6 separate regions of the Mus musculus genome follow, and regions 2, 3, 4, 5 and 6 are each linked to region 1. The links are chromatin loops, found by intact Hi-C in ENCODE. Cell type or tissue: heart. All regions are shown on one strand.

Region 1 (5,000 bases):
GAGCATCTGAGAGGTCCCATACTCCTTTGCTCCCACTCGCATGGCCTTACCAGTGCCCCTTGAGCCTCTGTGACGCGCAGGTGCCCAGTCTTCTCTCTCCTCTCCATCTGTTATGGTTTGAATGTGGAATGCCCCCCCCCCCAACAAAACCATGTATTGGAACACTTGGTCCCCAGCTGATGGTGCTGTTTGGTAGTTTCTGGAAGCTTTAGCAGGTGAGCCCTAACAGGGGCCATGTCTGCATCTTGCTCTGGCCCTCCCTTCCATCTTCTCCCTCTGCTTCCGGAACACTGAGAGCTGAAGAATCCCATCTGCTACACATTCCCATAATGCTCTGCCCAAGACCCTCTGAAACAGTGAGCCAAGGTTATCCCTCCTCTCTTAAGTCCTTCTCTCTGGCATTTTGGTCACAGCTGTGTAAATGTAAATAGCACACCATCCAGACCCAATGCTAGGCCTTGTGGAGTGTCGGCCTCCGTAGTAAAGCTCAGCTCGTATGAGTCCCCCCAAAGCAAAAATCATCTCTTCCCACCAAGCCAAAGACTCCCAAGCAATGAAGGCCAATGATGCCAGGTTAAGGACTGACCAAGGATCTCTGTTTTTCCGACTATAAATAAAGTTAGTCCAGGAGACAATGAAATGCCATCCTCTAACAAACAACTCTCACGGACTTAGCTGGGTATCTTTCCTTGGCTGGCAAGAGATAAGGTAAAGATATCATTTTCTCATTCCGTTAAGAACCTCCTTTCAAAGAGTTGTGGTGGCGCACACCTTTAACCCTAACCCTCAGGCACAGTCAGGCAGATTCCTGTAAGCCTGGGGCCAGCCTGGTCTACAGAGTATGCTCCAGGACACCCAAGTCATGTCCAGGGTGCAGTCAGGGTGGCCGGTGCTGAGGACAGGGTGATGGACAGGTGCCTGGAGCTCCTGCGCCCAGACATGTTGACAAACTACAGTCACCCGGACTCTGAGCACCCAAAAGGTATCTGAGATGAAAAACTGTCATTTTCTGGATCAAGTCTCCTCCAGACTTGTGTGGTCCTTGTTGCCACTGAGGTCCATGCGATGTCTGTAATCTGAGCTGCTGCCTCAGGCTGTGTTGACGCCTGGGGTCAGTGTTGCTGCAGGAGGCCATGATATCTGTGGTCTGTTCACCAGAGTCATGCTGATGTTAATGATGCAAAGCTGCCACAAAGGGCCGTGTTGAAGTCTATGGGCTGTGCTGCCACCGGAGGCCATGTTGATGCCCATGACCTGCAAGGCTGCTGCTGCTACAGACGAGGCTGCTTCTTTTGCAGGGGCATCAATGACTGCAGACTCACCTGAGAATAAGAGACGTTGAAGGCTTCTCTGACAACCTATCCCCGTCCCACTCAAAAAGAAACAGTGCAGACAGGAAGCCATTGAAGATTGAGCCCTTACAAACTGTGATAAACATATGATAGGTAGATGCTGAAGTATAGCTCTTCACAGTTGATGGCTTCTGGCTGGGTGGGGGTGGGGGAGGACACATTTTTTTAAGGGGTTGGCCACTGAGAGTTTGGCCATGCTCCAATGCGTACATGGACAACACACATTGGACTTGGTGGATTGTTTTGCTTTGGTTTTTTGTTTTTTGTTTTTTGTTTTTTTTGAGAGTGGGGGAAGGGTGGGAGGGTGGGCCTGGAAGAATAGGGAGCGAGTATGCTGGGATGCAGTGTACGAAATTCCCAAATAATTAATAAAAACATTATGTTGCGGGGGTGGGGAAATTTCCTTTTCTCAGAGTCAAAATAGTACAAGGCATGCACATGGACCACATGGGCACAAAAGGAATGACACTGACATGGGCTTTCTGTCATTGCCACCAGATCAGGTTGGCAAGAAATCCTCATCAATGACCTACAGTCTAAAGCAGCTGTGGAAGGGTCACTGACCCAGAAACCTCAGGTAGACTGAGAAACCCTGGACAGGAGATGACCTGACTGATAACAACTGTGGGGGCTTCCCAACAGGAGATAGGCATCCCAAACCTGATACAACCTACCACTTCCAGGCTGCAGAGGAGCTGATCTGCAGATGGAATCTTCCATCCCCAAAGTTCCCCTTTTTCAGCCTAAAAACCTACAATGCCCTCACACAATACACACTTCATCTCCACTTCCGCAGAGAGACTGCAGCTCTTCAGTCTTGAATAAAGAATAAATCTTTTTCTAGAGAGGCCCACCTCCTTTCTCCTATTTCCAGGTTGCCTCTATCAGTCTTGATCTACTACCTGTATCCAGAGTGTGTATCCATCTCTGTTCATGACATCTACCTCAGGAGATAGCATGCCTAAAACTGCCTGGAGAGATATTGTTTAAAGAGATGTCCTGAGAAAGCCTAGCTGAGGAGCTAGGACCTTGTGGAAGGTTGGAAGCGGTGGTGGTGGAGTGGTAGAGATCTCTTTCTCTTCAAGGGCCTGCCTGGAAGTGCAGAACTGCAGGTGTGGGGCCCGTGAGAGTCAGATGAGCACCCAGATGAATCCAGCAGGTAGCTAATCCCCGTGGAGGGATCCACAGTCCAGTAAAGACCATCCAGAAGAGAGGAGGTAAGAGAGTGGAGTAAAACCAAGGCAGCCCAAGGGAGATGATCCCATGGCTGATGCATTCAGAATCTGCCCTGTACAGAGGAAGTAGCCCTGGAGACCAGCGATGGGGACCTGGCAAATCTTCACGGCAGGTGGACAGACACACAGCTCATCTCCCCCTCCCCAAAGGTCTTCCTTGAGGAAGACATCGCTAAAAAGAGGACAAAGCTGAGACTGACATGAGCCCTGAAGCCTGTTCCCTGGTGAGTCTACATCGGCTCAACAGTGAGCTGCAGAGGCTGCAGTTGCCACAAGGAGGCATCTTTGAGCCTAGGACCAGGCACCCGCACACTCTTCCCCTTGAGATTTTGCTCTGTGGAATCTCAACCAAGGGCTGTTTTCTCTTTCAGTGAGGGTTCCTTGGATTGAGAGGGGGCGCAATGCCTTTACCTCAGTCAACCAAGTTTAAGTGTCGAAACTGGTAGCCTGTGCTCTAATAACCTGACCTTCACATTCTCCTAACCATGGCCTCAGACAGCTGGACTTAGCCCACCATAGCTATGCAGAGCACATGCCATGTATCGGACCTTTGACAAGATAAGGGGTCATTCAGCAAGCAGATTGGAACAGCTCTGTCCCTTCAAGCCAGGTGTGGTGGTACATGTCTATAATCCTGGTAATCAGGAGGCTAAGGCAGGAAGGCAGGCAATTGTGAATTGGAAACCACCCTAAACTATCCAGCAGACATTGTCTAAACAAACACCCTCCTGCCATAATCCCTAGCATTCAGGAGTCAGAATAAGAGTATATTGAGCCGGGCGTGGTGGCGCACGCCTTTAATCCCAGCACTAGGGAGGCAGAGGCAGGCAGATTTCTGAGTTCGAGGACAGCCTGGTCTACAAAGTGAGTTCCAGGACAGCCAGGGCTATACAGAGAAACTCTGTCTCGAAAAACAAAAAAACAAAAAAACAAAAAACAGAGTATATTGAATTTGAGTCCAGTCTGGACTACATAATGAACTCCAGGGCCAGCTAGGCTATATGAAAACACTCTGCCTCAAAAACAAACAAACAAACAAAACATGAACAAAATATACTCATTTATTAAAAAAAACCCACATATCACCTAACTATATGTTGGCTACACAAAATTCACTTCAAATACATTATAGGTGGGCAATAAGAGAAAGGGTGGATGTGTTACACATCACAAACTTAAACGGGCGCAGGAATGGCTATGCTTGTAGCAGAGATACAGATGTGGGAGGATATGAGAGTGAGGCAAATGTCCAAGAACAGTATATAACAATAACATGGTCAATCCAAGAAGACACAGCAATGCTACACGTGTGCAAACAGAGATACAGGGCATATGGAAGGTCAGTTGACATATAGGAAGGAGAAACAAACACATCATAGTTGAAGATTTTAACTTCTCTCTCAGTAACAGACTATCTAGACAGAAAGCCAAGAAGGAGGGCCTAGGGAGAAGGCTTAATAGATTTGATGCACAAGCATAAGGGCCAGAGTTCAAATCCCCAGCACCCATGTAAATGCTAGGCAGAGTAACAGCCCACCTGTCATCCCACGGCTTGGGAGACAGAGACAGAAGTCTGATCCCTGGAGCAAGCTGGCCAGCCAGCCAAGCCAAATCAGTGAGCTTGAATTAGATTTAAGTGAAGACCTACCTCGGCATGTAAAGTGGACAGTGACTGAGGAACCCCCCCTCCCCCGCCCGGCCTCCACACTCATGTGCTCACGTGTGTCCTCCTGCACACTGGGACAATGGTGCCCCCAATTCGTCTGGGAACCTTGAAGAAAGAGTCTGGCCATGCAGACACAGCCATTAAATATGCCCTTAGTGTTGGCCACCACCACAATGATTGTCCTGCTATCTAATGAGCCTGGAGAGGCCTTGAAGGAGAATGTGGGGCCAGGAAGGGAGATCCCCCATGAAGAGGTGTTTATAACACCCAAGCTGTGGAACACCAAACACCACCCTGAAGATGTGGAAAATGTGGAGGCTGCCCTTCAGAGGACACTGAGTGATCTCCAGCTAGAGTACCTGGATCTGTTATTTATATCTTCAAGGAGGAAGACAATCCCTTCCCCAAGAATGCCAATAGAACCATCTGAAATGATCCTGCTCACTGTAAGACTGAAAATGCTCTAGAGACACTAGTAGCAAAGGGGCTGATATGAGCACTAGGCTAGCCCAACTTCAGCAACTGGTAAACTGCTGATACATTCTGAGTGGTCTCTGCATACCTGGATAGGTAGAACGGAATCTATGTCTTGCTCAAGATGATCGTCAACCACTGCCAAGCACATGGCCTTTGCCTTCCCCTGACGTGCTTGGCACCATCATGATGTGCCCAACCTACTAGAAGAACCAGTGGTCCTGGCAGTGTGGTCAATCTTCCGCTAAGATCTTGCTTGGGTAACAGGTTCAG
Region 2 (5,000 bases), 230 kb after region 1:
GAGAAGTACCTTTGTCATGCCTAGCCTCCATTCCTCTGTAGCACCAGCCCACCTGGTCTTCTGATTGGTCAATATCAGTTCCCTCAAATTCTTCTGGCATTGGGGTAAGGTTGTAGTCTTGCTGATTGTCTGGGTTGTCCAAGCGGGGAACAAGTAGGGGCCTGCGGACCAAGGCTGTTTACCTTTAAATCACTCTCCAGGATGTCCACAAATCCGTCATCTTCTTCAGAAGCCCTTTCGACAGGAGTCAAGGAAGAAGACTGTGCCACCGGGCTCAGCTCCTCTACTTCCATCTTCCACTCAGTGGTAAGACACTGTCCAAATGACAACAAGCACAGAATACTCAGGTGGGGACCTGTCACTCCTGGGTGGTTGATGAGGAAGGAGTCTAGACCACCTTTTTCTTCTCCTACTACCTCTTTAAATTTTTTTAGCTTTTATTTATTTATATTTTAAAATTATTTTATATTATAAATATATGAACATATTTATATATAAATAAGTAATATATATTTATAGCTTTATTTATTTATTTATTTATTTATTTTCGAGACAGGGTTTCTCTGTGTAGCCTTGGCTGTCCTAGAACTCACTCTGTAGGTCAGGCTGGCCTTGAACTCCAAAGTGAAGGGATTAAAGGTATACACCACCATACCCAGATTTTTTTTTTATTTTAATTTTTAACTTTATTTTATGTGTATGGGTATTTTGCCTGCACATATGTCTGTGCACCATTTCCAAACAGTGCCTAGAGAAGCCAGAAGAGGGTGTTAGGTCCTCTGGGACTGGTATTATAGAGGGTTATGAGGTGGGTTGGGTGCTGGGAATTGAGCCAGGACCTCTGGAAGAACAACCAGTGCTTTTAACCACTGAGCCATCTCTCCAGCCACCACCTCTCCCCAGAGTTGTTTCTTGGCCTGATTTTCTTTATGTACCATCAAGTCAGGGGCTGAGCTGGGCCTCTGGGTAAAGGCCTGTCTGCGGCTGACCCATTCTGCCAAAGCTTGGGCAGAGCTGGAATGAGGGAGCTCCTGTGGCATCTTGAAGATATATCCATCCTGTGGGCAAGATTGGAGAGGAACTATCAGGATAAACCGAGTGTACCCTTCTCTCCCTGGAGCTCCTCCATCTTGGTCTCTGGAAGCGCACATTCTCTTTGTCCTCCCCAGGACTATTGGCGGCGGCTCGGTAGCCTGCTTCAGTTTTCCTCCAGCTGTCCAGTGCTCGGGAGTTGGTGATGCTCTGCAGCACCGGACTGTGTTCCAGCAGCCTCACCTAGGGGACCAGACGGGGCAGTAATTACTAAAGGCTGCATTCTGGGTATCACAGAATGCTCCGACTCCGCAGCCCGCCAGATGAAACCCCACCTCCCCCAACTGGTACAGGAATGCCTGGCTACTTCAAACACCTCTCACAGGTACCCCCATGATGTCCATGCCAACCAGGATGCCTAAGCTCCCTGTCAGGCCTTGGAGGACACTCACTGGTAAGGATCGGAAGCGTTTTATGGTAAACTGCTCACTGCAAACAAACAAACAAACAAACAAAAAACGGTTCAGAGCTATGGAACCGGGGCGGGGGGGGGGGGGGCAGTGACTTAAAGCAGGCAGGATTTCCTCACACCCAGGGCATCTGCATCGCATGAGACAGCAGGAAGTGGTTAGGGAAGGATGGAAAGACTCACTTTTGAATGACCCGACTGGCTGCCTGAATGGCCTGTTCAAACCTAGGAGAGAGCAGAAATGACCCATTTCACCTGTAGTCCAACATCTACCCCAAGCCTCAGGCCCAAGCCAGGCCCATCCCCAAAGGGCCCACAATAAGGACAAGGACAAGGGCTAATGTTTAGGCTAGGGGAGGGGAGAGTGGAAAAGGGCGCCCTGTTGGTGGGACCAGGGACCAAGGATGAAGGGTTTGAGGCAGCCTGGGATTTTAAGGACTGCCTTGAATGAAAAGCAGGCCCAGAGAAAGGCAGGGATGGAGACAGCTGGGGCAGGTCACAGGGTCATTAAGACATCACCAAGGCAACAGTCTCGCCTGCCTGCACACACTAGCACAGGCTTTCCACCTGTATGCAAATTACCTTAGTGGGGCCATATGGCCACCATGAAAGGCACTGATCCATGCCATGACAACAGGATAAAGGTACCCCGTAATGTAGGTGACCCTGGGGGTGGATGCCAGCAATGTTGGGTTTCCCTTTTTGCTAGGAAAAACTGGCCTGGCTCCCTCCAGGGCAGGAGCTGCTTCGGTGTCTTTCTGGATCAGCCCAGCAGACCCTTTAGCGACGACATGTATACAGGATTACATTCTTTCCTCCCTCCTGTGGAATTTCCTAAGACCCAACCTCTGTTTCACCCCTTCCTTCTGTCTTAGAAGAGGCCAGCCGGCAAGGAATTCCGACAGATGTTCCATTTGAGGCTGAAGCATCGGTTTCTACATACAGGCCCTGCCTTCCAATGTGACTGGAGCACCTGTCGTGTGGAGCTTACACACACACACACACACACACACACACACACACACAGAGAGAGAGAGAGAGAGAGAGAGAGAGAGAGAGAGAAAGAGAGAGAGACCAGCTTCTTTCTGAGAAACTGTAAATAGTGGAAAGTAAGTGCAGACTAGCAAGGCACTTAGTGCCCAAGTGGCCCTCAGAGAGGCCTGTGTACAATTTGTAGCAGGGCCTTAGAGGTGAGGGATCTATCTGTGTTGTCACCAAAAAAAACAACCTACACTCCTCCCATCCCCACCCAATTCTCAGCTTCCTGTTTGTGAATAAACCCCGAGACCAGCACAGTCTGATCAAAGACATCAGGAGGAAACAGTAACGGCCACCCTAAGCTAGAAGCTCTGGCTGGCAGTGCCCAGCTGTCCCTCCTAATGACTGACAGCTACTCCAGCAGCTGGATGGGAACAGGTGTGCTCTAGAGGGCTCTACTGTGCCATAGCCAAGGAAGAGGTGTCTGCTCAGAGCCAAGACCAGTTTTCTCTCTCCATTCCCTATGGCAAAAAGCCTGGTCAAAAGTGTCAAGTGTCATTAAAGACTGGGAGCTGCTGCTGAGGCAAGCCAGTCCGGCCAGTCTGCAACACGATTTTTGTTTGGCCTAGGTCTTGAGATCTGATCTTACCATATTGGCCTTGAGCTGCCTATCTTTCTGTCTGAGGTTCCTGAGTGCTGGGATTACAGATATGGGCCACCACACCCAGCAGGACCATATTTTTAAGTTGGAAAAAAAAACTTCACATGTACAAAGAATGTGTACAGGGGAAAAGGAAAAATGGGAACACAAGGGACATCGTTTTTTCCAAGTGACAATGATAGCTAATACAATATCTGGCCCTTCTCTAAATAGGGAGCCAGTTCTCAAGGCTTAGGAAGAAACCAACCCCTCACAATAGGGAGCCTCAGGAGCCTGCTGATTATTTGGCTTCCCTGTAAGAAAGCAGGATACTGGCGGCTGGAGAGGGACTGAGTGGCTCAGTGACTGAGAATATTTGTTATTCTTGCAGAGATCTGAGTTCAGTACCCAGCACCCATATACGGCAGCTCACAACAACCTGGAATTCCAGCCCCAAGGGTTCCAACGGCCTCTCTGGCCTCTCTAGGACCACACACTTGCGTACACATATCCCCATGTAGAGAAACATATAACACATAGTTAAAAGTCAAAAAAGAAAGATAGGTCCTCAAGGGCAGGTACCAAGTCCTCAGTGGTGGGACCCCTCCCTTCCCCACTCACGTGCGCTCTGCCATCTGCGGGTCCACAGGGCTGGGGGAGTCCATGCACAGACCTGGTGGGACAGAGAACCTTGGCTTGCAAGTAGCAGCCCTCCCTGCTTACTTTTCCCCCAAGATAGAGAAACCTCTTTCTACTTAAGATCAAGACATACCTTAATGAAACAAAACCTACTTATGAACCCTAAGCATGGGACATTGCCCCCAAAAGGACACAGGGCTACAGTCTCCATTTACTATGGAAAAGGTATCTACAGTTTTTGTTTTGCTTTTGTTTTTTGTTTGTTTGTTTTTAAAGATTTATTTATTATTATATGTAAGTACACTGTAGCTCTCTTCAGACACACCAGAAGAGGGTATCAGATCTCATTACAGATGGTTGTGAGCTACCATGTGGTTGCTGGGATTTGAACTCAGGACCTTCAGAAAAGCAGTCAGTGCTCTTCGCCGCTGAGCCATCTTGCCAGCCCTGTTTTTATTTTTTAAGTACAAGGCTTCCTAAGCATTTGATAATGGTTTTCTAAGGAGAAAAAGCTACAGCTTAAGAGAATGTTTCACAAGGACCGACTTTTGGTACTGAGTGCCTTCTGGGTGGAGCTGTAGTTTAGTGGCTTCACCGCTAGGTTTCAAATAGGTAAGATACCATCTCCTACCAAGAGCCATCCTTCCTCAGGCTCCCAGTTTAGATTGGGTGTGGTAAGACCCACAAGAGGTTTGTTTTCTTCATAGTTTTGAAGGCAAGGTGGGAAAAGACTCTGGGTCCATCAGGCTGTGGAAAGGACGGTGATCTAATGGGCAGAGAATTTAGAAGGTCCAGGAAGTTCTCGGATCTCTTCTGGTGGTGGTGGTGGTGGTGGTGGTGGTGGTGGTGGTGTGTGGGACCCCTACTAGGGGCCCTGGACCTTACCTGCATCCGAAGATTCTGAGGACTCAGATGACAGGGAGCACTCAGAGGTGCGCCTGGACAGGGATAGGTCTGCCAGCCTGTTCTGGAACGACAGGCTTCCTACTTGAGCTTTTGGAGGCTCACTAGGAAAGGAGAAGAGGCACAGAGGAGGAGAAAAAGAAATGGATGTTGGATTTGGAAGCTGATGGGTCCATGCTCCCATGTATTCCCTAACTATGACAGGCCCATTATCACGGAGAGGTGATCCTAGGACTAGCCTGTATCTCAGGTCAAAGATTTTCATTCCACTGAGGCCCAGGAGCGTCTTCTCTGGTTTGACTGGTTCAGGAAAGACCCTTCTAAGGGTCTGGAAGAGCG
Region 3 (5,000 bases), 260 kb after region 1:
TGGTTTTTTGAGACAGGGTTTCTCTGTATAGCCCTGGGTGTCCTGGAACTCACTCTGTAGACCAGGCTGGCCTCGAACTCAGGAATCCACCTGCCTCTGCCTCCCAAGTGCTGGGATTAAAGGCATGCGCCACCACGCCAAGGCGACTCTTATAAGGACAACATTTAATTGTGGCTGGCTTACAGGTTCAGAGCTACAGTCCATCATCATCAAGGTGGGAGCATGACAGCATCCAGTCAAGAGGAGCTGAGAGTTCTACATCTTCATCTGAAGGCCACTAGGAGAAGACTGACTTCCAGGCAGCTAGGATGAGGGTCTTAAAAATACATGCCCACAGTGACACACCACTCCAACTAGGCCACACCTACTTCAACAAGGCCACACCTACAAATAGTGCCACTCCCTGGGCCAAGCATATTTAAACCATCACAGGGCCTATTACAAATGCTTTGATACACACACACACACACACACACACACACACACACACAGACACACATGGAACCATGTGTGTGTGCCTGTGCACAAGAGAAATAATGTAATATTTTTAGCATCTATCAAACTTGTTTTTGTTTTTGTTTTTGTTTTTTTGAGACAGGGTTTTTCTATATAGCCCTGGCTGCCCTGGAACTCAATTTGTAGACCAGTCTGGCCTCGAACTCAGAAATCCGCCTGCCTCTGCCTCCTAAGTGCTGGGATTAAAGGCATGTGCCACCACTGCCCTGCTCAAACAAATTTTTATTTGTGTGTGTTTGTGTGTGTGCGTGCATGTGCATGGGCTTGTCTGTATGTGTAACCACATGTGTGCAGAGTCCAAGGATACCAGAAGAGGGAATCAGATCTCTTGGAATTGGAATTACAGGCAGTTGTAAGTGGGTGTTGGGAACCAAATCCTGGTTTATTGGTTTGTTTGTTTCTGAAACAGGGTTTCTCTGTGTAATAGCTCTGGCTGTTCTTGTAGACCAGGCTGGCCTCAAACTCAGAGGTTCACCTGTCTCTGCCTCCCGAGTTCTGAGATTAAAAGTGTGTGCCACCACCACCAGGCTCAAATCCTGGTCTTTTGTTTTGTTTCAAGACAGGGTTTCTCTGTGTAGCCCTGGCTGTCCTGGAACTCACTCTGTAAACCAGGTAGGCCTTGAACTCGGAAATCCACCTGCCTCTGCCTCTCAAGTGCTGGGATTAAAGGCATGTGCCACCACTGACCAGCTCAAATCCTGCTCTTAGAGCAGCAAATTCTCTTATCTACTAAGCATTTCTCTAGCCCCCAAGCATCTATCAACTTTATTACATATTATTAGTTTTCCAAGGAGATTTATTATAGTTTTTTTTTTATTTCATAAAGTTCAGACTACTCAGAGCTGGAAGTGGAGTTTGCCTAACCTGCAGTTGCTCATCTCTTCTCATCTACAGCCCTCAACTCTATAGAGACTGCTGTCCTAGCTTTGGATAATAAGGCCTTGGGCCCAGGAAGCTCCTTATAGGTCTGGGCACTTCTGATGTTGCCATACCGTCTCAGTGCACGGGCCCACTGAGAACAATGAGAAACAGCCATAGAACTTCTATCTTGGTGTTCTGTCGGCACTCAAAGCCTTATTTTCCCCAGGCAACTTTCCAAAACCATTTGTGGCCTTTCCTGGAGACATGTAGCATGCTTTAGTACAGGCAGCTCCATATCACAGGTTTTCCCAGGTACCCAAGATGCTTAGTCTAGGAACATGAGGAGTATTGGCAAGATCAAGAAACCACAGTTCTTTTTGTGTGGTGGTCTCACAGTAAGCTAGGGGTGTCTTGCTTTGGGAGTCTGTTAGCACATTAACTTACCTATCGTACATATTCAGAAAGTATGTTAAAAGGAGTTGACAATTAGAAAATTGCCTCAGACAGTAAACTGTTAGCGATTATTCTGCTTTCGATAGAGCTCACCAAGAGATGGGTTTCAAGTGAAAAGCAGCAAAAGGGAAACAGGAATCCTGAAACTGAAAATCAACACACACCTAGGCAGTAAAATAAACGCGAGAAATAGGAATCAGAGGGGACTATGGTAAACTGACGTTCCAGAAAGGCAGGGACCGCTACCCCCAAAGCCCTTGGTTCTTGTTTTGAATGTAAATGTGAGAATGTGTTGTTAGATCTGATATTTCAAAAGAAGACTGGAAATGAGAATCCTTTGTGAAGAAGTAGGATGAGGGGCAAGAAGATGGGAAGAAAAGTATTTATAAAAGTCTCCGGGGGCTATACATCTGCAGGCTGCTTTTGCCTGGCGTGGTGGCCTTCAGGATACTTTGGAGGCACTGTCTGCTGACTTGGAAAAGAACAGATATGGAACACACCACGGGGCTTCTGGAAAGGTGGGAGTAGGGGTTGAGTAGGCTGGGATTAGAATGAAAAGTTCTCAATGTCCGCTCTGGAGGACAGAATTTTCTCAACAGTAGGGAGCGCACGTACCATCCAAAACAACGATAAAAAGTTTGAGAAGCCCTGCTGAAGACAGCAGGGAAGCACTGGGCCCTCTGAAGTAACGCTATGAAAACAATAGCACAGAAAGACTATTTGTTACCAGCGTGCGAACACAAGATCCGAGTCAGGTTAACAGCCATAAGGACACGGAAGAGTCGGACCTTGAGGACTCTTACAGGCAGCGACCACATTCTATCGGAAAAACAAGCAAGCTCTCAGCGGTCCAAGGCCTGTCTCCGCTAGTTAAGTTGGAAGGATCGGGAACCTGTGTGTTCTGACTGCTCTTTCGGCACTTTAAACCTCTTGTCCTAATCAGTGTATATAAGGATAGAGATAGTCGCACACGGACAGGTGGGCCTGTGGCAAAAATCCACAAGCCTTAGTAAGTGCTCTACGAAGACGCCCACACCCTGTCGGGTGGGTCGAGACGCATCCCGCTGCCATGGCGACCGCCTCCTTGGAGACCAGGAGCAGAAGCTCCTGTCCCCGGGGGCGCCCGCGTACGCTCCCTTCCCCCCTTCCTACGCCGCGTGCCTTCTTTGTTCTAATGCTTATTTGGAATAGGGAATGGGTGGGAAAGGAAGACCGAAATCCAGACTCAGTCCAGTAGGAAAGGTGACTGCTTAACTCCTAGACAAAACTGCCGCGGATCGGAAACCTCATGGGGAAGGTCGCTCTGGTCGGTTTCCAGCAGCGGTTCCAACATAGCTCCCATCCCGCTTCATCACCCAAGCTCGTGCCGCTGGGGTGACGTCGACTCGTGGGGCTCAGCCTCCGCGCACACGTGATGTGGAATCTCGTCGTTAATTGGTGGATCTCAGAGACAGCTCATTGGTCTGAAGTGCCCTAGCCCCGCCCCTCAACGCCCCTCAAGCCAATGAAGGAGGAGAGGGCGTGGCGCGAGGCTGATGCGGCGCGGGGCTCTTCCTCGCGCTCTCCAGCCCGTTCTGCTGCTGCTACCGCCGCCTCCGCGGTCGTTTCTGACCGCCTGGCCGCGGGGCTCGCCTGCAAGGTGAGATGGGCCCTCCGGGCTCCGTCTAGTTCACCAGAGACGGCTCCTGGGTCTGAGATCCTCAGCTGTGCTGGAGCTGGAGGCTTTGCTTTCTAGCCTGAGGAACTCTGTAGAAGCGGGATGGGGTGGGGGATGTGGGGTCCTGGGTACAAATGACGGTTAGCGGGCAGGGTACAAGTGACACCTGAGGGTGGGGGCGTAAATGTGGCTGACGTCCCGTTCCTACCTGGTCCTCGTGGCTCTATGTGACCTTGGAAGAGTAGCCTCTGAGCCTCCGGTGCCCGGGCACGATCATGAGGAGGATGTTGATGTTGGGAGTGTCGGCTCCAGAGACTCCTGCGTCAGCCTGGCGAGCTCAGAGAGCGCAGGGCATTATCTCAGATGGACAGATCCGCGGCCTTGCTCTTGGTGTGGGTACGTCTGAGGCCCGTTCTGCTGCTCTTGTCCCCTGAGAAAACAATAACACTGAGGTGGGGCGTGCCACACCCACAGGGATGGCGGTAGGAAAGGCCAGAGGGCCAGAGCCAGAGCCTCTCCAGTGTCTCACAGAAATGGTTGGATTTAGGTTCTGGACCAGTGCTCCTGTTAGTGAACAGGGCTCGGTTGGACAGCTTGAGTCTTTCCTCTTTAATCTTGGTGGTGGGATGTGAAGGTAGGGCATTGCTTTGCACTGGGGTGGGGTGGGGTGGGCTGGGTGGGTGGTGGGTGGGTGGGTGGGGGGTAGGAGCAGCTTTCACCCGTGTCTCTGCTTCTTGGGTGAAAGAGTCAATCTAGAGGCCAGATGAATCCAAGCAGCCTCCTTTGATGTCAGAGGGGGATGTGGGAAGTGAATGCTAGGCAGAGGAGAACCACACAGGTTGGTAGACAGGAGGGACTAACACCCTTTTCACAGGTCAACCCTTCCCTCCACTGTTTGTGAGAGTAAACACCTATTACCGTCCTTGCATCCCTGGCTTTGGGGAAGGGGGCTCCAAAGATAGGTCAAGGCTGAGGAGATGAAAGATTGCTTCCACATGCGACCTCCATGTAGCACTCCCTGTCTGAGACTTCAGTGGGTGTTCTTTGAGCTTTAAGGGGAGGTTGGATAAGTGCTTCTGCTGGGCTGATGATTGAGCTGTGACTGGGTCCCTGGATGGGTGTAGGGGAGGTGGTAGGAAGAATTGAAGGTTGTTTACTGCTCTGACATAGAAAGGGCTTTTATGGGGTTGGGAATGGTGGTTGAAGAATGATTCAGAGAGGAGACGGTAAAAGGTTTGGGGCTGTGCTCCCAGCCACACAGCACAACGCAAGCTGAAATTGGCTCTGTGATACCTTGGGGCTTAAAGGCTGCCTCTGGGAAGAGGTAGGTAATCAGAAGGGAGAGAGAGTGTCACAATGCAAGAGTTCCGTTTTGCCATGGGTAGATCACCTTTGCCTCTTAGCTTGGAGCTTGAGTGCTAGAACAGGGCAGCCTGGACTGGACAATGAAAAAGGCCTTATGACACCGAAGACCCTGGATTTTTCCATAACCACCACCTGTTTACCCACATGC
Region 4 (5,000 bases), 65 kb after region 1:
TAGGGTCTGTGACCTCCCCAGCCACTTGCTTTTGACCAAGTTTACAGTATCAAGTATGAATTCCTCCCTGTGAGGCAGGCCTCAAGTCCAATCAGAAAGTATTCAGCTAAACCACAATGGTCATTGCTATTGCACCAGTGGGCAGGTCTCGACTGACAGATCAGTGTAGTAGCTCTAATCCTGTTCCCAGCAAGACCATTGTTTCAGTTTGCTCCCCTAGTGCTGTGATAAAACACCATGACCAGAACAACTTGGGCAGGAAAGGGTTTATTTGGCTTACATTTACAGGTAATAAATAGGCCATCATTGAGGGGAGTCAGAAAAGAACTCAAAGGAGGGATTAGAAAGAAAGAGTTGGTGCAGAGGCCATGGAAGGGTGCTGCTTACTGGCTTGCGCCCTATGGCTTGCTCATAGCAACCAGGACCACCTGGCCAGGTGTGATACCACCCACAGTGGTTCATGCCCTCTCATGTCAACCAGTAATCTAGAAAATGTTCTGCAGACTCACCTACAAGCAATCTAATGGAAGCATCTTCTCGATTGAGGCTTCTCTTCCCAGATAGCACTAGCTGTGTGGATATGACATAAAGCTCTAGCCAGTACAACCACTGACATATTTTCCAAAGGAGATTCCTGGTGTGTATAGGTTTACAGTCGGTGGCAGGTGATATGCTTACAAGGGGTGGGTCCTCCCACATCAATCATTAATCAAGCATATGCCCCACAGAGGTGCCTTCAGTCCAGCCTGAAGGAGGTAATTCTTCAACTGGGGTAACCTCTCCCCGGACAACTCTAGTTTGTGCGACACTTCTCTTGAATGCAGTAAAAGAAAGCCTGAGATAGTAATCCAAGCCCTTGAGTATCTTCACTCACGTGGCCTGCAGCTCCGTTGTAGTGTGTCCTGAATATTTCTTTCTTTCTTTTTTTTTTTATTTTGCTTTGCTGCTCCCCCCCCCCCCCTTGCTTTGCTTCAACTAAATTTTCTTGCTACTTTTACACATCGGTGAGAGCTTTTATTTCAATTCCTTGAACAAGAGACCAAGAATATGAAAGCTTTGTACCCTAATGTCGGTACTGATCTGCCTTAGCCTATGTGCCAAGGTGACAGAATTAGGTAGGACTTTTAAGCTGGCAACAACACAGCAGGGATCCTGAGAGCAGAGGTAGAAGGGGGGCGGGGGAAGGAGGGGGAGAGGAGGGAAGAGGAGGGCAGGGGAGAGGTGGGGAGGAGAGAAGGGAAATAGCTCACAGGTGTTGGCCTGATTTGGAGAGAGAGGAAGTTGGGTCGAGGGTCTGTGATTAAACATTCTGAGTCCTTCTTACTTCCCCTTTCCTAGGAAATGTATGGTTTACTAAAGCTGGAGGAATGGGCTGGTGGGCATTTTCCATGATGAATTTAAAGTCACAAACTAGTTATGGTTTATAGAAGGATTGGGGGCGGGGGGGGGGGGGGAAATACCTCCCAGGGAAATGGGAAGTTAAGGGAGGGAGGCCTGAGGTGCGGTACCCACACCCTCTGCTAATCCGTTTTAGCAGTGGTAGCTATGAGAACTCCTGCATGCTTTCGCTGACCTGCTAGAATTTAGGCAAGGGCTCAGTGCTCCCAAATCCTGAGTCAGTTTGTCTGTAGTGTAGAATAGGAGCTGGGGGTCGAGAGTAATGAGTAGATGTAATTAAATAAAGGACACACTGTTTCTTAAATATATTTCCTTCCACTGTCTGTACAGGCGCAGCAGGTGGAAGATCTAACTAGGGGTACCTCACCTTTGAGGACTCTTGGGCCGGATGCTACGAGAAGCGAAGCTTTACTTTTTTAACTCTTACGAACGTCCACATACACGGAAAACACTACACAGCGGAGAAGATATGAACCTTATAGCTGGGCATCACGAATCAATCCTCTAGAGCAGCCAGTAGCCCAGCGGAAGGGACGCCGCGCCTGCGCACTTGCCGACAATGAAGCCGCGCGCCCTCAGTGAGGAGGCGGGACTTGCCCGGGCATCCGGGTCCCACACCCCGCCCCCGCGGCATGAATGAGAGGCGCGGCGCCGCCCCTCCCCCGCCGGGCCCGCCCCTCGCCGGGGCCGCAGCTAAGCAGTCGCTACCGCCAGCTCAGCGGCTCGGACTCACGGACGCGGCTCTAGCAGTTCACCGCAAGAAGCTGACTCCGGGCGCCGCCGCCCGCACGCCCGCTGCCCGTCGCCCGGGTGAGTGAGGGGAGGGCTGGGCCTGAGCGCCGCGCGGCTGAGGCTGAAGCGCAGGCTCCGCAGGTCCGGCTCTGGGATGCTGAGGGCAGCGCGCCGGCCTCGCACCCCCTCCGAGACCGGGGTCCGTGGGTTAGTCCCCACATACAGGCACAAAGGGCGGCGCGGGCTGTCACCCGGAGGTCACCTCGGGCTGGGCCCGGGCGGGGGAGGCGGGATGGGCGGAGGATGGAGGAGCCGCTGCCTCTGCGTCGGTGGTGGGGACCGACGCTGGTCTCGGGGGGTGCGGTGTGGCAGTGGTTTTCTGGTCCCGAGCCACTCCTTCTTTTGTGGTGCTTGTCTCGTGCCTGGTTGTCACACCGTGCAAGGCACACTGAGACCTCTCTGGTTGGCTTATTTATTAATGAAAGTCATATGGCGGCCTCATCATTTGTGGGTGGGGGGCGTGCGTGCACCCACAGGCCAGAGAATTAGTGACCCTGCTTTGTTTCCGGAGACCTTAGTGGTGTGTGTCCTGTGAAATGAGACCGTCTGAGATCGTCGTAAAGGGCAGAAGGAAAAGAGGTGTAAAGATAACTTCATCTTTACCCCTTCGTCTCTGGTGTTATTTCAGATAACAGGTCTTTTGGTGTTTCGTTGTTTCTCATTGTAAAACCAGTGGGTCTGTTCATTGAAAGTGTGAGTCTGCATTCTTATGTCTCTGTATATTTAGAACACTTTCTTTTACGATTAATGGTGATCTATTTACGTAGCGGCGGTACGCCGGCATCCTGAACATTGTTTTCTGGGCTTAGTTCATGATAATAGGTCTTTGTGCTTGTGTACCTATCTATAGGAATACTCCCAATATATCTAGGGCACTGCTTTCCCCACTCTTCCATACAGACAGATTATGTTTCTTGCCTTTCTGCTCTAATAAGAGGTGGTCTAGCAGGTTCTTTCCACCTTCTTGTCAGTCCGGTCGTCGCCCTCCCCGCCCCCGCCCCGCACCCCTTAATGCTTTGGCAAAGGATATTACCTAAATATTACCGTGGTATGCACCCTAGCTTTGATCTGAATTTTTGTGTGTTTGGTTGTGCAGCCTAGCTGAACAGATCATCTTACATGACTTATCAGAAAGCACCCCTTTTTTCCTCCATTGTTTGTCTTCATTCCCCCTCGCCCCTGCTCCTGGTTCCCCCCTTCTCCGTCCCCAAAGAGGCTAGGAAGCGCTGCTGGGTTCCATAGGCTTTAACTTGATAGGGTGTGTTCACTTAGACAGTTAAAAAGAGGTATTTAAGATAGGCAGGTGTGGCCGAAAATGCCTTCTCTGGACTTGGGAGGAAGAGGCAGTAGGATCTCTGTGGTTTCAAGGCCAGTCTGATTTACATAGTAATTTCCAGGCCATAACACAGAATGAGACCTTGTCTCAATAAACAACAAACTTTTCCTTGTTATCTTGTTTTAAGCAAGATTATTTGAATTTTAGAAGATAGTTATTACTCTAGTTGGATAATGATATTTTTGTTTCTTTTTTACCCTTCTAATTTTGTAGAGTGAAAAAGCACATTTTTGAAATATTTTTGTTATGATCTTTTGATTCAAAATAGTGGAGGTAAAAAAAATGCAGTTTATATATGAATAATTGAGTGGGTTCAGTTTTCTTTAAGATTCTCTTCAAGATTACTTATTTTTGAGTCACATATATTTTCATCCCTGGTAAAATTTCAGTACAAAATGACATGTAAACCTCCACAACATCTGTTTATGTATAGACTCTGCCTGAAACATTTGCTTTTAATTTGAAGGAAAGTTTCCACTGGTTGGATGACAATCCATTATTCTTAATGAAATTCTTGCTTTATGCATCTTTCTTTCGTGAACTGTGGGTCACAATCCAATATGGGATTGCATAACTGTGGGAGTCACAAACATTAGCAATCAAAAGTTTCTGAATGTTAAGTGATCAGAAATTAATTCAAGGGACCAAACACGAAGTACTTGCTTAGCATGCACAACACCCTGGATTTGATCCCTTGGACGGAATTAACTAGATTTGCTGGCCCATACCTGTAATCCATCTCCCTTTGGGAGATTGACTATATAGTGAATTTGAGGCCAGTCTGGGATACAAGAGATCCTGACGAGACCCTGCTAAAATAATAATAATTCGCAACCAAACACGTAATAGATCTTCGATGTGTTGGTATCACACAGGACTTCCCTGCAGCCTTGCTTTGGTAGGCCTGGTACCTCACATGCTGTTGTAGTACACTCTGCCAGGGAATGTGGCCTGAATAGCCTCAGGTCAGACTCTAGGCTATTGTCCCTTACAATCACCGTGGTTTTGTTTGTTTTGTTTGTTTGTTTGTTTCTGTTTTTTTTCTGAACATAGAAAGTTTTATGAACCTACAGAAACATTAAAAGCTGGGTGTATGGTGATCGCCTTTAACCTCAGCACTCAGGAGGGAGAAGCAAGGTGGACCTCTTTGAATTCCAGGGCAGCTAGGACTACATAATACAGATCAGTCTCAAGCAAACAAAAGACATAATGGTTTAATAAAAGAAAAACAGGCTTACTATTTTCCCACTGTCATTCCTCTCAGCATGTAAGTATAACATTACTGTACCTGGGACTGAAGAGGTTGCTCAGTGATGAGTACATCTGCTCTGGCAAGTAAGTTTACATACCCACACAGGCTGCTGGCTCACACCTTTAATCCCAGCAAAGACCAGCCTGGTCTACAGAGTGAGTTCCAGGACAGCCAAGGCTACACAGAGAAACCTTGTCTTCAAAAACTAATCAAAACCAAAAC
Region 5 (5,000 bases), 240 kb after region 1:
GTGTGGTGGCACCAGACTTCAATTCTAGCACTCAGCTCTGTGAATTCATACCAGCCTGTTCTACACAGAGTTCCAAGACAGCTAGGGCTACATAGTGAGACCTTGTCTCAACAAACAAACAAACAAACAAACAAACAAGCCCCAAACCAAACCACACAAAACAACAACAAAACCCAGACTATTTTAGAAGAATGCTTTTGTCCTTGAGTTTCTGAGTCACGGGTTCTCTCTGTAGAACTTGCCCTGTAGACCAGACAGGCTTCAGAAATTGGCCTCTTGAATGCTGGGATTAAAGGTGTGTGCCAATACACCCAGCTTAGAATAATGCTTTTTATATCTTGGGTGGGAAAGGCCTCTGTGTAAGATCCAAAACCAGAAGCAATATAGCAGAGTGTGTAGCCAGATCGGCCAACTTGGAGATTGCAAGTAGTCTCATAAACTTGGAAATCACAAGTAGTCTCTAAAACGTTTTCTAAGCTCAGAGATGTGTGGCAACTCAAGAGAGACTTTTATAATATACCTATCAGAGATTTTACATTCAGAGCACATGTGGGGTCTTTTTGTTTTGTTTTGTTTTGTTTTGTTTTTTGAGACACGGTTTCTTTGTGTAGTTCTAGCAGTCCTGGAACTCTGTGTAGACCAGGCTAGTCTTGAACTCACAGAAATTCACTTGCTTCTGCCTCCCAAGCACTGAGATTAAAGGTCTGTGCCACCACTATTTGACTAAAGTGGAGTTCTTAAAGGTCGGAAAAATACGGTTGGGGGTAGAGCATACAATTGGCAAACATGAGGCCCTAAGTTTGATCCTTATGGCACATGTAGAAGGGAAAAGACCAGCATGAGAAATGTGGACAAAGGCAGAGACACTCAGGATCCAATATGTACATGGAAAGTGAAATGTGTATCCGAAGAGTAGGGAGTCACACTCTCTTCTCTGGCCTCGCAGAACACAACACTGACCTGATTTCTGATTCTGTCTTTATCAGTTTCTCCTAAGTGTGTTGTTCTAGAGCCCTTAACCCAGAAGCTCCCAGGGCTCTATCCTTGGTTCTCTTTGTTTCTTGACCTAAAGCTTTGTCTACCCCAGCTCCTCAGCCCGTTATCCTGGAGGCTGCTCTTTCAAGACTTTTTAAAACATGGCAACCTATCAAAACCCTCACCAAAGGGCTCAAGGGTCTATGCAGAAAAGAAGGTAAAATGATGTTTAAGAGACAGAAGTGAGGGCTGGAGAGATGGCTCAGTGGTTAAGAGCACTGACTGCTCTTCCAGAGGTCCTGAGTTCTATTCTCAGAAACCGTATGGTGGCTCATAACCATCTGTAATGGGATCTGATGCCCTCTTCTGGTGTGTCTGAAGACAGCTATAGTGTACTCATATACATAAAATAAATCTTGGAAAAAAAAAAAAGAGCCAGAGGTGAGAGATGATTCCACAGAAATAGTGACTTCCACACACAACAGGATTGATACACATATGAACTCACAGTATGCACATGGCCTGCACAGGTTCAAGGCAGACCAGGTCCCAGCACTGAAAGGGAAAGTGGACAAAGTGTCCCATACCAAACCAAGATGCTCTCTGCAACTGATACCCACTGGCAAAGGGACAATCAGGGTTTTTTTCCCCATGGAATGTCAGAGTATATCAACCACACTCAAGGGCAGATCCACGCCCAGGTGTAGTTGGTCAACACAAAATGAACTCAATGGTATTTTTGTAGACTTTTTTGGGTATTTGTTTGTTTGTTTGTTTGTTTTACTGGTCTTTTGCTTGTTTGTTTTGAGTTTTGTCTTTGTAGAGTTCTCTCTCTCTCTCTCTCTCTCTCTCTCTCTCTCTCGTTTCTTGGGTTGTCTGGTATGGTGGTACATGCTTTAGTCCCAACACTGGGGAGGCAAAAGCAGGAGAATCTCCATGAGTTTCAGACCATAACAGGTCAATACAGAGTTCCAGGTCAGCCAAGGCTATATAATGAGACTCTGCTCAAACAAAACGAAAACAGGCAAGCAAAACACTGCACTGTGCGCACTGCCTCAAGGGTTCATCACTTTCGTGTTTGGTCCTGCAGGAGGAGGTTTTAAGATTTATTTGTACAGATGTTTATGTACATACGCATTTTTGTAGTTTTAGATATGGCTACTTGCATGGGGAGGGGGGAACCAATAACACCCAGATGTTAATAGTGTTTATGGATTTGAATTACTAGATCTTGTTTATTTTTGTTTTTCAAGAAAGTGGTATTCTGCATAACAAACAGCCCTGGAGACCAGGCTTGGCTCAACCTCCACCTACCTCTGTCTCCCTCATGCTGGGATTAAGGCATGCGCCATCACAAAAATTGCTAGAATTTTTAAAATGTCATTAACACCATCAAGTGGATTTAAATGCTATGTTGTCTTTACAATAACATAACTGCGTAACCATAGATTGGCTCTTTCACATTTGGAAGAGTATACACCATTAAAGTTCATGTTAGGTGTCTGAGAAAAAGGCGCAGCACTTAAAGTGCACAGGCTGCTCTCAAGAGGTTTGGATCCCAGCACCCATGTTGCAATTCATAATTACCTGCAATCCTACTCCTGTCTGAAGCCCTCTTCTGGTCTGCTTGGGCATCTGCATGCAGGAGCGCCTACACACAGGCAGACATTCACATGCATAAAGACAATTATTTAAAAAGAAGCATACAGACAATTGCATTTACACGTAGCAAAAAATCCTAATCGCTTGACGCCAACCAATTAAAACGCAGTCTAAGCAGCCTGATGCCAGCTAGCCGCCTCTGGAGGAAAGAGCAGACCGGAGAGCACCAAAAGGTCCCTGCGCATCTGTCCAGGTGCCTAAGTGCGTTTTGTCTCTGCCGATGACCTTTCCCGCGCGTGGCCGAGGCGCACAGTCCGGGCCTCAGCGCCCCCGGCGGCGGGTCCGGGCAGCGGCGCGGGGTCCGGGAGGCGGCGCCCAGCGTCCCCCCGCTTCCCGCGAGATCCCGCGCGCGCTCCGCCCCGCGCCGCGCCGCGCTCCCCGCTGGGCACGTCCTGCCGCCCGCGCCGCTCGCCACCGCCCGCCGCCGCCCCGCGAGCCGCTTTGTCTCGGGCGGGGCGCGCGGAGAGGCCACCAGGTGCCCCCCCCGCCGCGGGCCCGGGCCCCCCGCCCCGGGGCGGCGACGGCGGTGCCGGGCCCCGGGGCGGAGGGCGCGCCGGGATGGGCCCCAAGCGGCGGCAGCTGACGTTCCGGGAGAAGTCGCGGATCATCCAGGAGGTGGAGGAGAACCCGGACCTACGCAAGGGCGAGATCGCGCGGCGCTTCAACATCCCGCCGTCCACGCTGAGCACCATCCTGAAGAACAAGCGCGCCATCCTGGCGTCGGAGCGCAAGTACGGAGTGGCCTCCACCTGCCGCAAGACCAACAAGCTGTCCCCGTACGACAAGCTGGAGGGGCTTCTCATCGCTTGGTTCCAGCAGATCCGCGCCGCCGGGCTGCCGGTCAAGGGCATCATCCTGAAAGAGAAGGCGCTGCGGATAGCGGAGGAGCTGGGCATGGACGACTTCACTGCTTCCAACGGCTGGCTGGATCGCTTCCGCAGGCGCCACGGTGTAGTGGCCTGCAGCGGCGTGACCCGTTCTCGGGCGCGAAGCTCTGCCCCTCGGGCCCCAGCGGCACCTGCCGGCCCAGCCACGGTGCCCTCCGAGGGCAGCGGTGGGAGCACACCCGGCTGGCACACGAGGGAGGAGCAGCCGCCGTCGGTAGCTGAGGGCTACGCCTCGCAGGACGTGTTCAGCGCCACCGAGACCAGCCTGTGGTACGACTTTCTGTCGGACCAGGCCTCAGGGCTCTGGGGAGGTGATGGACCGGCGCGCCAGGCCACCCAGCGCCTTAGCGTTTTGCTGTGCGCCAACGCCGATGGCAGCGAGAAGCTTCCCCCACTGGTCGCAGGCAAATCTGCCAAGCCCCGTGCAGGGCAAGGTGGTCTGCCCTGCGACTACACTGCCAACTCGAAGGGTGGAGTCACCACCCAGGCTCTGGCTAAGTACTTGAAAGCTCTGGACACTCGAATGGCAGCAGAATCTCGTCGGGTCCTTCTGCTGGCCGGCCGTCTGGCTGCCCAGTCCTTGGACACCTCGGGCCTGCGGCACGTGCAGCTGGCCTTCTTCCCTCCTGGCACCGTGCATCCTTTGGAGCGAGGAGTGGTCCAACAGGTGAAGGGCCACTACCGCCAGGCGATGTTGCTCAAGGCCATGGCAGCACTCGAGGGCCAGGATCCCTCAGGCTTGCAACTGGGCCTTGTGGAGGCCCTGCACTTTGTGGCTGCAGCCTGGCAGGCAGTGGAGCCCTCGGACATAGCAACTTGCTTTCGTGAGGCGGGTTTTGGAGGTGGCCTTAATGCCACTATCACCACTTCCTTCAAGAGTGAGGGAGAGGAAGAGGAGGAAGAGGAGGAGGAAGAAGAGGAGGAGGAGGAAGAGGAGGGTGAAGGGGAAGAGGAGGAGGAAGAGGAAGAAGAAGGGGAGGAGGAAGGAGGGGAAGGAGAGGAGGAAGGAGAGGAAGAGGTAGAAGAGGAAGGTGAGGTTGATGATAGTGATGAAGAGGAGGAAGAAAGTTCCTCTGAGGGTTTAGAGGCTGAAGACTGGGCCCAGGGAGTAGTGGAAGCCAGTGGTGGTTTTGGGGGTTATAGTGTCCAGGAAGAGGCCCAGTTCCCCACTCTCCATTTCCTGGAAGGAGGAGAGGACTCTGACTCAGACAGTGATGAAGAGGAGGACGATGAAGAGGAGGATGAGGAGGATGAAGATGAGGAGGATGATGAGGATGGTGATGAGGTCCCTGTGCCCAGCTTTGGGGAGGCCATGGCTTACTTTGCCATGGTCAAGAGGTACCTGACCTCCTTCCCCATCGATGACCGAGTGCAGAGTCACATCCTTCATTTGGAACACGATCTGGTCCACGTGACTAGGAAGAACCATGCCAGGCAGGCGGGAGTTCGGGGTCTTGGACATCAAAGCTGAGCTGC
Region 6 (5,000 bases), 320 kb after region 1:
CAGGAGTTCTTTCAGAGTCAGGCTTGTATTGGAGACTGTTTTCTCTCTGGTCTCTATCATGGCCTGCTCTCCTCATTATTCCCTGACAGAGCAAAGAATCCAATCTTGGGAAGGTTAGATGTTGTCAGGAGCTTCTTCAAGCTGATGGGGGATGTGTTGGCTCCACTTATTGTCTGTTATTCTAGTAGGGGCTCCATGGAGGAGCCATAGAAAGACACCCATAGTTAGGATGGCCTCGGTAGGCATTTTGTGTGGCTGGTAAATGAGGTTTGTGTTGAGGTGTCGGGGGAAGCCTCATTGAAGCATCATTTGGGGACAGAACTGTTGAACCCAGTGTGATGTCACGGGGAGGCCCTCAGGTGAATGTGTCTGTCTCAGAAGGGCTGGGCAGAAGAGAAAGGAGAAAGAAAGCCAAGAACATGGGATAGGAATTGAGCAAAGAAAGAGGCCGGGCACGGTAGTGCAGCCCGTAGATCCTAGCACTCAAGAGAGAGAAGCAAGATCGCTGTGAGTTTGAGGCCAGCCTGGTCTACATAGTGAGCTCCAAGATAATCAGTACTACAAAGAGATCCTGTCTTAATTAGTAAATAAATTAATAAAATAAAAAAAAACCCACCACCACAACAAAAGAAATCAGTGCTTTTCTCTCCGTCATTCAGGCTAAACATGCTGGGTCCATCAACTCTGGGGGCAGCAGGCTTCTGTAAGAACAAGGAGCCTTTAGATCCCATCAGAGCTGCTGGGTCAGGCATGGGGCAGACAGAGGGAATGCCCAGGGTAGACTCCTCATCACTCAGGAAGCACTGTGGCTAGAGAGAGCTGATCAGAGAGGTCTCGAGGCCCTCCAAGGGGCTTTCTGATGACTCCCAGCACACAGAGCGACTGCCCAGGGTCTCTATTGGAGGAAAGAAGAGGAGAACTGAGACTTCTCCACCTATGACATTGATGTGGCAATCGGATGTGAGGATTAGTGAAAGAATGGTTCTTTGGATTACAGTAGAAAGAAAATAAGGCTTTTTAGTAACTGCAGAGAGAGCAGTGGGCATAGTCACACTTTCCTTCCTTCCATTTGTCCTCCTCCTCCTCCTCTTCCTCCTCCTTCTCTCTCTCTCTTTCTTCTTTCCTTCCTTCCTTTCTTCCATTCTTCCTTCCTCCCTCCCTCCTCCCTTCCTTTCTCCCTTCCTTTCTTCCTTGAGACAGGTCTCTCTCTGTGACCCTGGCTGTCCTGGAACTTGTATGTACACCAGACTGGCCTCAAATGCAGGGATTCGCCTGTCTCTGCCTCCCTAGTTCTGGGATTAAAGGCATGCACCACCACGTCTAGTTCTCTAGTTCTCTTCTATTTCTTCCTGTGATAAAAACCAGGCGTCTCCAAGCCTGTTTGCCGTGCACACATTCTCAAGCCTGGGTGCTGTGTAAGTGAAGAATGGGCCCACTACTGGGTTTAGCCAGTATCCCTTCCTGCCTTCTTAGCCTCCTCTCCATCTCTCTCTCTTCCTGCCTTCCCCCTTTTTCTTTTATTCCTTTTGGGCTCTGAGATGTACTCAGCTACTGAGCTACACTCCCAGGCTTCCCCTCCTGGTACCTTTCTTTGATGAATTGCTCTCTCAAGGCAATTATGTGATTTCAGTTTGTTGTAAGTTTCTCCTTAAAGATGAGCTTGCAACTGAGTCCTGGCAGCTTACCTTCACAGTGGCTCATCTGAGGGCTGATGGAGACAGTGGAGACAAAGATAATTGGATAATTAATTGGAGCCCTTGTAGCTTTTAGCTTTAGGGAAGGCTTAATCCCGGGACTGGGTGATATATTTAAGGACCCAGGGTCACAGTGTCTCTCTTCTGCCTTTAGTCTTGTATTTATCCGGGCTTCTCCCAGTGGGAGCATGCCCCTCTTGTGTACTAAACAGGACCCAGCCTGATTGTACCTATCCACTAGAGAATACAGAGCTAGGGCTTTTTGTTTGTTTGTATTTTGAAACCCTGTTTCTCATGCTGGCTTGGAACTTGCTATGTAGTGGCTGGTGGCTTTGAACTCCTTATCCTCTTGTCACTGGGATTTTAGTGGTAATATGGCTTTGGTTGAAATCAAGGCCCTTCTGTCCCCAAGCTCCCCCACACTCTCACCAGTAAAGAGGAGTGAAAGGAGGATGAGGAGGCTCACTCGTGAAGCACTTGCTACATGAGCAGGAGAACCCCTTAAAGGTAGAAAGAGTGAAGCAACTCCACAACGATGTCCTCTGACCTCACGGAACCACACACACACACACACACACACACACACACACACACACACACACACACACAGGTACATGCATATACTCACATGCAAGTACACACACATGCATGCATGCACGTTCATACACACATACACTCACACATGCACACACACACGTACATACACACACACACGCACACACACACACGTACATGCACACCTACACAAAGAATAAATTACAATTAGAAAAAAGAAGAGTGGATTGATTTTGGAACCCTTAACCACAGAATTTCATATTCCTTTCTATTAAAATTTCCTTTTAGCTATTCTATTTAAAATTCCCAGGACTTATTTCTGTTCTTTTCTTTGATGGCTGCTTTATGGTTTTATGAATGTAATGGCGTTAAAATGTCCCCTTTCCTAGCCGTTCTGTTCTTTGTGTTCTCTGTTTGGGTCGGTCTGCTCACCTTTTGTTTACTGGTTCTTTTAGCCAGCAGTGTATCTGGGTGGTTCAGAGCTGGCCTCAGGAAATGGCTGCCCCTGTTCACATTCCATCCCCGCCCAGCTGCTGCACAAACCCCCGGCTCCAGTTTCTTTACCTCCCCGTGACTCAGCTTCCTGTGAACGGAGATGATAGTACAAGCTGGCTCGGAGGCTCCTTAGCCTCCACGTACTGCACTCAAAAAGCTGCCAGGACTGCACCAGGCCCCAGCCCTCAGTAGCTGTTTACTATCCATTTTTTCTTTCTTCCTCCTCTTCCTCCTCCTCCTCCTCCTCTCGATCCTCTTCTTTCTCCTCCCCCTCCTCCTCTTCCGCTTCTTTTTTCTTCTCCTCTTCCCTCTCCTCTTCTTCTGTCCCTGTCCCCACTCCCCACCCCCATGTAGTGCTGGGGGTCAAACTCAGGACCTTGTGCATTCTAGGCAATTCTATTGAGCCACACCCCTAGGCTCCCTCCCTCCCTCCTTCTGTTTCATTATGTAGAATGGGCTGGTCTCTAACTCTAGATTGTCCTTCCTCAGCCTCCCAAGTGCTGGCATTATAGGCATGTACTACCAAGCTTGGTGTTATTGTTTTGTGCTTGTTTGTTTGTTTGTTTGTTTGTTTTAAATTAGGGTCATGTAGCAGGTCCTGATCCCCCAATCTTCCTGCCTCCACCCTCTGAGTGTGGGATTACAGACTTGCATTTCTACACCCAATTCATCTTTCACTGACTTTACAACCTCTCTCTCTGCTCTTTCTCCTTCACCATCTAGTAACTGATCTTTATGCAAGTGGTCCCTGTGGCAGGAGGTGAGATAGCTATTGCTCTTCAAGATGGGCTGAACATCCCACCACTCTGGTATTTAAATACTTGGTTCCCAGTTGGGGGCTGTTTGATTAAGAGTGTGGCCTTCAAAGGGTGGATACTTCGTTCCTTCCTAGAATAGGGAACAAAATACCCCATGGAAGGAGTTACAAAGACAAAGTTCAGAGCTGAGATGGAAGGAAGGACCATCCAGAGACTGCCCCACCTGGGGATCCATCCCATATACAACCACCAAACCCAGACACTATTGCAGATGCCAGCAAGATTCTGCTGACAGGACCCTGATATAGCTGTTTCTGGTGAGGCTAGGCCAGTGCCTGGCAAATACAGAAGTGGATGCTCACGGTCATCTATTGTATGGAACACAGGGCCCCCAATGGAGGAGCTAGAGAAAATACCCAAGGAGCTGAAGGGGTCGGCAACCCTATAGGAGGATCAACAATATGAACTAACCAGTAGCCCCCAGAACTGTGTCTCTAGTTGCATATGTAGCAGAGGATGGCCTAGGCGGCCATCAATGGGAGGAGAGGCCCTTGGTCTTGCGAAGATCATATGCTCCAGTACAGGGAAATGCCAGGGCCAGAAAGCAGGAGGGGGTGGGTTGGGGAGCAGGGCTGGGGGAGGGTATAGGGGACCATAGCATTTGAATTGTAAATGAAGAAAATATCTAATAATAAAAAAAGGAGTGTGGTCTTGCTGGAAGAGGTGTGTTGTTGGGATTGGCTTTGATGTTCCAAAAGATTCATGCTTCCTGTTTTGGATCCAGGTATGAGAGCTCAGTTGCCCCCCCAGGACCTTCAAAAAATCTAGCCAGCAAAGAGCCCCACACCTCTAATGCAAAAAACCCTGGTATCTGAAGGAGGAGGAAGCAGAGGGCTCTGGCGCCCTCTGGGGGAGGCTGGAGGCTCTGCACAAACACTGCAAAAACTGGCTGGGGCTCCTTCACAGGAGCCCAGAGCCTGAGTAGGAGAAATGAATGGACTTAGTAATGAATCTGTAGTATTTACCCAGTTACAAAGCTGGTTCTCTGTCTTGCTTAATGGCTGGAGCAACCAGTAGCCACCTTGGACCATGAGTAGAAGCATTCATTGAATATAGCTGACTGGAAACAAAGGAGTCCAGTTTCAAAATGATCAAGTTGCCAGATACATGGCAGCACACAGCTGTAATCCAAGCACTAAGAAAGCTGAGGCAAGAAGATCACAAGTTCAAGGCCACCCAGGGACTATGTAATAAATCTCTATTTTAACCCATTCACACGCAAACATAAGCTGTATGCCAGTGCTAACTTGAGACACATTCTGGTTTATTTATACTGCTGCTATTTGGAGGTTTGGGTTTTGTAGCCAATTTTCCCCCTTTTATTGAAAATGGGTTCTTTTCTCGTATAAATATTCTGATTATGGTTTCCCCTCCTTCCCCTCCTCCCTTATCATCTGGATCCACTCCCTTTCTGTGTCTTATTAGAAAAGAACAGACT

What was found. A loop is a pair of places that touch in the nucleus more often than their neighbours do. Peaks named below come from ENCODE experiments on the same cell type or tissue, not always from the same donor. Only the 100,000 strongest peaks of a DNase experiment are listed, where the experiment ranks them.
Region 2: it touches region 1 in a loop (2.9-fold over the local background); 6 of 42 quality-filtered maps call a loop at or near these places.
Region 3: it touches region 1 in a loop (3-fold over the local background); 2 of 42 quality-filtered maps call a loop at or near these places.
Region 4: it touches region 1 in a loop (2.5-fold over the local background); 18 of 42 quality-filtered maps call a loop at or near these places.
Region 5: a loop joins it to region 1, with 3.0 times the contacts of the local background. A loop is called at or near these places in 7 of 42 quality-filtered maps.
Region 6: a loop joins it to region 1, with 11 times the contacts of the local background. A loop is called at or near these places in 32 of 42 quality-filtered maps.

Annotation. Positions count from the first base shown.
Region 1 is chr2:131,414,555-131,419,554 of GRCm38, reverse strand. It overlaps the pseudogene LOC115489428. Among named protein-coding and RNA genes, the nearest start is that of Rnf24, 64 kb to the right of the region's middle. In heart, CTCF peaks have their summits at 2,664 and 2,865 (motif pointing right); a DNase peak (open chromatin) is centred at 2,844; H3K27me3 peaks cover 92 bases.
Region 2 is chr2:131,187,871-131,192,870 of GRCm38, reverse strand. It overlaps Cdc25b (cell division cycle 25B), which reads right to left. Exons shown (of 16, transcript NM_023117.4): 2 at 4,644-4,765; 3 at 3,741-3,792; 4 at 1,685-1,726; 5 at 1,485-1,521; 6 at 1,150-1,275; 7 at 936-1,058; 8 at 183-314. Among named protein-coding and RNA genes, the nearest start is that of Cdc25b, 3.4 kb to the right of the region's middle. In heart, no CTCF peak of the experiment used is centred here; a DNase peak (open chromatin) is centred at 2,050; H3K4me3 peaks cover 733 bases; H3K27ac peaks cover 2,271 bases.
Region 3 is chr2:131,158,422-131,163,421 of GRCm38, reverse strand. It overlaps 1700037H04Rik (RIKEN cDNA 1700037H04 gene), which reads left to right and starts at 3,341. Exons shown (of 6, transcript NM_026091.3): 1 at 3,341-3,469. Gm14232 (a long non-coding RNA gene) reads right to left here. Exons shown (of 3, transcript XR_003954063.1): 2 at 3,696-3,917. In heart, a CTCF peak has its summit at 2,433; DNase peaks (open chromatin) are centred at 2,361 and 3,271; H3K4me3 peaks cover 2,734 bases; H3K27ac peaks cover 2,658 bases.
Region 4 is chr2:131,349,944-131,354,943 of GRCm38, reverse strand. Rnf24 (ring finger protein 24) reads left to right here and starts at 2,052. Exons shown (of 6, transcript NM_178607.4): 1 at 2,052-2,208. Gm30590 (a long non-coding RNA gene) reads right to left here and starts at 2,112. Exons shown (of 2, transcript XR_374984.2): 1 at 1,766-2,112. In heart, no CTCF peak of the experiment used is centred here; a DNase peak (open chromatin) is centred at 2,073; H3K4me3 peaks cover 2,290 bases; H3K27ac peaks cover 2,049 bases; H3K27me3 peaks cover 825 bases.
Region 5 is chr2:131,178,072-131,183,071 of GRCm38, reverse strand. It overlaps Cenpb (centromere protein B), which reads left to right and starts at 3,005. Exons shown (of 1, transcript NM_007682.3): 1 at 3,005-5,000. The coding sequence starts at 3,196. The coding sequence ends at 4,995. In heart, CTCF peaks have their summits at 2,662 and 2,867; DNase peaks (open chromatin) are centred at 2,841, 3,301, 4,001 and 4,951; H3K4me3 peaks cover 2,766 bases; H3K27ac peaks cover 2,312 bases.
Region 6 is chr2:131,094,457-131,099,456 of GRCm38, reverse strand. No RefSeq gene overlaps it. Among named protein-coding and RNA genes, the nearest start is that of Gm30378, 6.5 kb to the left of the region's middle. In heart, no CTCF peak of the experiment used is centred here; DNase peaks (open chromatin) are centred at 2,806 and 4,416; H3K4me3 peaks cover 329 bases; H3K27ac peaks cover 2,247 bases.